Regions from separate parts of the Homo sapiens genome. Here region 1 is linked to region 2. Evidence: chromatin loops called from intact Hi-C (ENCODE). Cell type or tissue: lower leg skin. All regions are shown on one strand. Links, peaks and the distances in the headings refer to the core of each region. The heading gives the core; the rest is flanking DNA.

What was found. Peaks named below come from ENCODE experiments on the same cell type or tissue, not always from the same donor. Only the 100,000 strongest peaks of a DNase experiment are listed, where the experiment ranks them.
Region 1: a loop joins it to region 2, with 2.1 times the contacts of the local background. A loop is called at or near these places in 3 of 110 quality-filtered maps.

Annotation. Positions count from the first base shown.
Region 1 is chr7:28,931,912-28,934,825 of GRCh38, reverse strand. No RefSeq gene overlaps it. Among named protein-coding and RNA genes, the nearest start is that of TRIL, 25 kb to the left of the region's middle. In lower leg skin, for the core only: no CTCF peak of the experiment used is centred there; a DNase peak (open chromatin) is centred at 1,329.
Region 2 is chr7:29,033,445-29,036,358 of GRCh38, reverse strand. The region is part of intron 11 of CPVL (carboxypeptidase vitellogenic like); the gene reads left to right. Among named protein-coding and RNA genes, the nearest start is that of CPVL-AS1, 45 kb to the left of the region's middle. In lower leg skin, for the core only: no CTCF peak of the experiment used is centred there; no DNase peak of the experiment used is centred there.

The DNA of each region.
Region 1 (2,914 bases), core at 278-2,777, 100 kb after region 2:
GTGCTTCACCTGTCTTCTCTGTTTTTTCCTTCAACTTCAGGACCTTGTTCCACTCTGTGCCAGTGGAATTTCTGCAAAGGCAGGGATTTTTCTCTATCCCAGTTGCTCTCACACTGCCTGGCACATGGTAGGGGCTCAATGTGTTGAATGCACTATGGAATGAATCTGAGCTTGGCTTACGTGTCCAGGTTTATCTTCTGCTATATCCCTACAAACTCACTGTGCCCCAGTCCCATTGATCCATGAAGTTCCACATCACTCCCCCACAAGGCAGTGCACGCAGTTCCTTCCTCCCGCAATACCTGTCTCCCCTTTCTACACATGCCAAGCTTGTCTTCATCCTCTGGATTCCACTGGAGCTTCAGCAACTCCATAATGCCTTCCCATGGTGACACACAGTGCATGGACCATGCTAAATGCTACTGGCTTGTTCAGGCCTCAGCCTTCCCCAGAGACATTAAGCAACCCCAGGGCCAGACAGGGCCATTGTATCTTTTCCCCCAGCCTGGTTCTTTAGATGTGTGATGAGAGAATACATAAATGGCATCCCTAAAGACATACAGGCAGTTAGTGGCAAGGAACACACTGGTTTCCAGATATGCTGGTCTTCCATTAATGGTACATTACTTGTTATTTCCGTTAGAGAACTCCTTTGAGAAGACATTCTCACCTTCCTGAAACTCACATTCCTCAAATTCCTTACATTAATCAAAATGTCATGTGATTAATTACTTTTCATGAAGTGGCCCCTACTGCATAGATAGATTTTAGGCATGAAGATTTCTGTGAGATTTTGAGATGTTTTGAAATTACTCAAGCAAAAGAAAGATATCCTGGGCAAGCTGGAGGTTACTGTAACCTCCAACCTTTTAGCTGGAAGTCTGAAATTCTCCCCTACTTTCTTTCCTGGATGGGCGGAGCTTTATCAAGGCTTTCTTATTCATTTGAAATTGTCTTCTCTCAGGGGCTCAGTCAACAGTGGCTTTGGAGAACTGAGCTCTTTTTCTGGCTTATCTCCAGGCCCTTCGAGGGCTGGTGCCTGCACACACCTTCTACAGGCAGCCTAAATGCTAAGGTGGAGGTTGAACTTAGGTCATGAGGTCTTTTCATTTTCTATCTTCCTTGTTGGTCCTGGCATCTCCTCAGCACAGGGACCAGGTAACACTAAGGGGAAAGCATTCAGATTAGCGCATGCCCATCGCGGCACAAACCCAACCAGATTAGGCAGGGACCAAAGTCTCCCCCTTCTTCACTCCTCCCCGGCAGCCTGAGGCTCATTTTCCCTTCCTGCTTGTTTTCACCGGTTGCTAAGCAGCGTGTAACATGCTGGCAGGGCTTGCGGCCGCCTCTCTTCTCCCAGCAGGCTCTTTGGATTAACCCCGTGTGGAAAAATGGAGTTTCAAAACAGGGGGCTGTGTCACAGTCCAGAGAAGCCAGACCCAGACTTGATAACAAGCCACACCTTGCTTTGAGGGGCAGGGATTCGAATGGGCCCCATCTCCAAGGCCACTGGCACTTGACTTTGAGTTCTGGCCCTACCCCTTGGTAACTGAGTGACTTCTAGGAAGCGACTGACCCTATCCAACTAAGTCTTGGTTTTCTCATCTGTGAAAGGGGTTAGGCCACGTGTGGTGGCTCATGCCTGTAATCCCAGCACTTTGGGAGGCAGAAGCAGGTGGATCACCTGAGGTCAGGAGTTCGAGACCAGCCTGACCAACATGGTGAAACCCGTCTCTACTAAATACAAAAAATTAGTTGGGTGTGGTGGTGCATGCCTGTAATCCCAGCTCCTTGGGAGGCTGAGGCAGGAGAATTGCTTGAACCCGGGAGGCAGAGGTTGTAGTGAGCTGAGGTGGTGCCATTACACTCCAGCCTGGTTAACAAGAATGAAACTCTGTCTCAAAAAAACAAAAATAAAAACAAAAACAAAAAAGAAAGGGGATAATAGTGCAATTTCTGCATATGTTGTTCTGAGGATTAAATGAGAAGTATGAAAAGTGCCCAGCACAGAGTACATTACGTGGTGAGAACCCAGAACTCACGGTGTGTTAGCTGCTGGTCATGCGATTTTCACAGCAGTGCCGTGTCTATCATCTGCCTCCACATCACTGCAAGTCACCTGGCTAAGGTAACTGTTGATATTTCTATTTTAAAGATGGAAAACACAGGCAGAGAGAGGCAAGGGGGCTTGCTCAAAGCCAAACAGCTGAACTAGTGTTGGAGTCAGGTTCCCTAATAACTTGTTTTGTGTTTTTCCTTCTTTGTCACAGCACCCCAGATGTATCTAAGTCTCAAGGTTCCTTCCATCCGGACTTTTCTTTGAGGAAGAGAAATTAACTGGAGGCAAGCGAGTCTGTGCACCTTGCTTCCCACTTTGAAACAGTATAACTTTTGATCATTACTAAATCATCCCCAAGATGAAAACTATGTGTGCATCCATTGTCTGTCTAGCATAATGGGAATGAACAAATAACATAAACTTCACGTGAGACTATGAGGACCGGACAAGGAAAAGTTGGCCTTGAAGTACGTGGTATGAAATCACGCTTCCAACCTGTAGAGTGACAGGGCTGTAGGAAAGCTGAGCTTCATAAAATCAAAGACAGTGAGAGTTTGTCATACCACCCAGGGAAAAGTGGGTAATTTTAAGTCTTTTTCTCTGGACTCCTAATGATTCTAATTATACTGCTTCTGCTTTTTAGAGTCAGTTAATTCAGCTGGTTGCCAAAAAGGCAGCAAATTTGATCCTTGAAACTACAATTTCACTTTGTTCTGTTATAGCCCTGGGCTGCACTTTACCCTAGCCTGGTCCAGGTCTCTTGGGAAACCTGGTGAGAGGAGGAGGGGAGTGACTTTCCACTCTTTTGTAAAATTAACTCTAAGACTATAAGCACTAGGTGGCATTTGAGCATCA
Region 2 (2,914 bases), core at 106-2,605:
CCTAATACTCACTGACCTCTTATTCTGTGTCAGGCACTGTGCTGGGAACTTTGTGTACATGGTCTCATTAGTTCTCGTTACAATTCTGTATAGTTCGTCGCATCCTCATGTCCAGAAAAGGGGCTGAAGCTCTTGGAAGTTCACCCACATGTCTACGAGTTCCAGTTATGGTGTGTTGGCATGCACTGCACTGGTCCGAAGGTGTATGAGTTTGGATTTCATGGTTTCAGTGACAGAAATAACTCTGCTTACTTGAAGCATGAATGGAATTGATTGGAAGACAGGATAGGTCTTAGAATTCATGGAAAAACTGAAGAAGTGGGGTGAAGAAAGAACAGCAGATTGGGGAAAATTCTAGGGATCTAGGAAGCAAAACTAATGAGTAGACTTATCAATGAACTCTGTGTCCTCTGCCCATGATTCCAATTCCAGGGAAAGAGCATTTGAGTGCCTTTACTTAGGTAATGTGCTTATCCTTTGCCAGAGGAGGCAGGACACTGTGATTGACAACTCCCACCAGGGCTGTATCCACTGAAGGTGTGGGTGACCCACAAAGTACAGTTTCCAGGAGAAGGGAGAGTGGACCTGGGCATGCAAAAGCAGCAGATGGTCACTATACAGCACCACATGAAACCATTAAAGAGCAGAATCCATACCCTGTAATTGTCCATCGGTTTTATGGGGTACCAGGCACTGTGCAAGGCCTGGGGATGTAGCACGCACTCGGGAGCTCCTGTTTTTAAGGCACTGCTGGTATTTCACAGCGGTTTAGCAAGGCCACTCCCCACCAACTGTGAGTAATGCCCTCACACACATCCTGTCCATAGAGCCAAAGTGAGAGGTGACTAAGAGATGTCACCAGGGCCAGACAAACAGAGCAAGATTGTTTCTGAACCGGAGATGTGAACTGTGTCTCATATGCAACTAACTCTCAGTTTCCAGCAGCTTTTGGTAGCACTAAATGGTTAGCTGCAGGGAGTCAATAAATGCTTGTTGGTTTGAAGGAACTTTAGCTCTTTTCTTAAGGAAAAATTTTAGGTAGAAGGGTGGAAGTCGGGATCTAGGACTCATTCTGTTGCCTCACAGTATCACAGTTTCCATAACAGTAAAGTGGAGGCGGACAGTGGAACACTTCTGTTCCTGACCTTGTGAAGCAGTACAAGAATAAAGCTCTATGCACATGAAAGCAGGTTGAAAAGCAAGAAAGAATTAATAATAATAAAGATGCTTTTCTCATCTCTGCCTTTTGACAAAGAGGAAGAAAAAGATGCTTGTGGTCCAAGTCACCAAATGCCGTCTCTTGGAAAGGCTTGAATTCTGGAATGAGTTTTTAAAGACTGTCTATGAATTAAAATTAAGCTTTTTACCTAGTTGTCATGAAAAAAAAAATGAGAGCTGGTATGGTAGTATTTGAATTCTTACAAATTATTTCTCCAAAAGACTCATCTTTTGCCAAACTGAGGTATCCAACCTCATAGCATTATTGTTCTTTTTTTTTTTTTTTTCCATTATAAAAGCATTCTAGGCTGGGTGCAGTGGCTCATGCCTGTAATCCCAGCACTTTAAGGAGGCAGGTAGATCACTTGAGCCCAGAAGTTTGAGAGCAGCCTTGGCAACATGGTGATACCCTGTCTCTACCAAAAATACGAAAAATAGCCAGTCTCATAACCTGGTCTCTAAATTAATTAATTAATTAAACTTTTTAAAGAATTATTTTGTAAAAAACGATGAGAACACATGGACACATGGGGGGAACAACACATACTGGGGCCTGTCAGGAGGGTGCAGGGGGAGGGAGGTAATGGATGCTGGGCTTAATACCTAGGTGATGAGATGATCTGTACAGCAAACCACCATGGCACACATTGACCTATGTAACAAACCTGCACATATACCCCTGAACTTAAAAGTTGAAGAAAAATAAATCAATAAATAAAAAGCATTCTATGGCCAGGTGCGGTGGATCATACCTGTAATCCCAGCATTTTGGGAAGGAAGCTGAGGTGGGCAGATTGCTTGAGCCCAGGAGTTCAAGACCAGCCTGGGCAACATGGCGAAACCCCGTCTCTACAAAATATACAAAAAAATTAGCTGGGTGTAGTGGCATGCACCTGTAGTCCCAGCTACTCGGGAGGCTGAGATGGGAGGATGGCTTGAGTCCAGCAGTTGGAGGTTGCAGTGAGCCAAGATTGTGCCATTGCACTCCAGCTTAGGGGAACATAGTGAGACTGTCTCTTAAAAAAAATTTAAAAAAAGGATTGTAACCACATTTGCCAAAAACAAAACAAAACAGAAACCTAGAAGATAGCCAATCTAAAATAAATCAACCATAGCTCAAATAACTGTATTTTGATTTGTTCTTTCCCCAGGTTTGAAGCATTTTTAAATATGTGATAATTAGAGTACAAACAAGTGAAGTCTCAGTTTTTCATTGATTTTTTTCATAAGATAAGCATTTTTCTGTGACATTGCATAACCATCAGTTTCACTAAGCTAAGCAGCCAGCCCTCTAAGGAGTAAAAGAAGTCTCTAAAAGCAGTGGCTTTGCTCCCTTACCAGAGGCCTACAGCTGACCAGAAAGGAAAGTGAGGAAATGCATGTTCAGGGCACTGCCTAGTACGTCGCTGGAGACCAACTCCAACCAGCTCTTTCCTTGTTCCTTGTTTTGTTCCAATCACTATTGACAAGGGAAGTGTAGCTAAAAGCTGCATTCATCTCTGTCTCCTCCCTTCTGTCTTTAGACCTTGTTGCTTAAAATACCAGCAAGCCTTAGGGGTAAGTTTGCTCCAGAGTGTCCCAGTTTTAGCACTGCATGTCTTGCTGGGCAACTCCTGTCCAGGGCAAACTGGGACAGTTGGTCACCCTACCGGGGGAGAAGTGGGATGAGTGTGTAGACATATTTGGCCAACCTGTC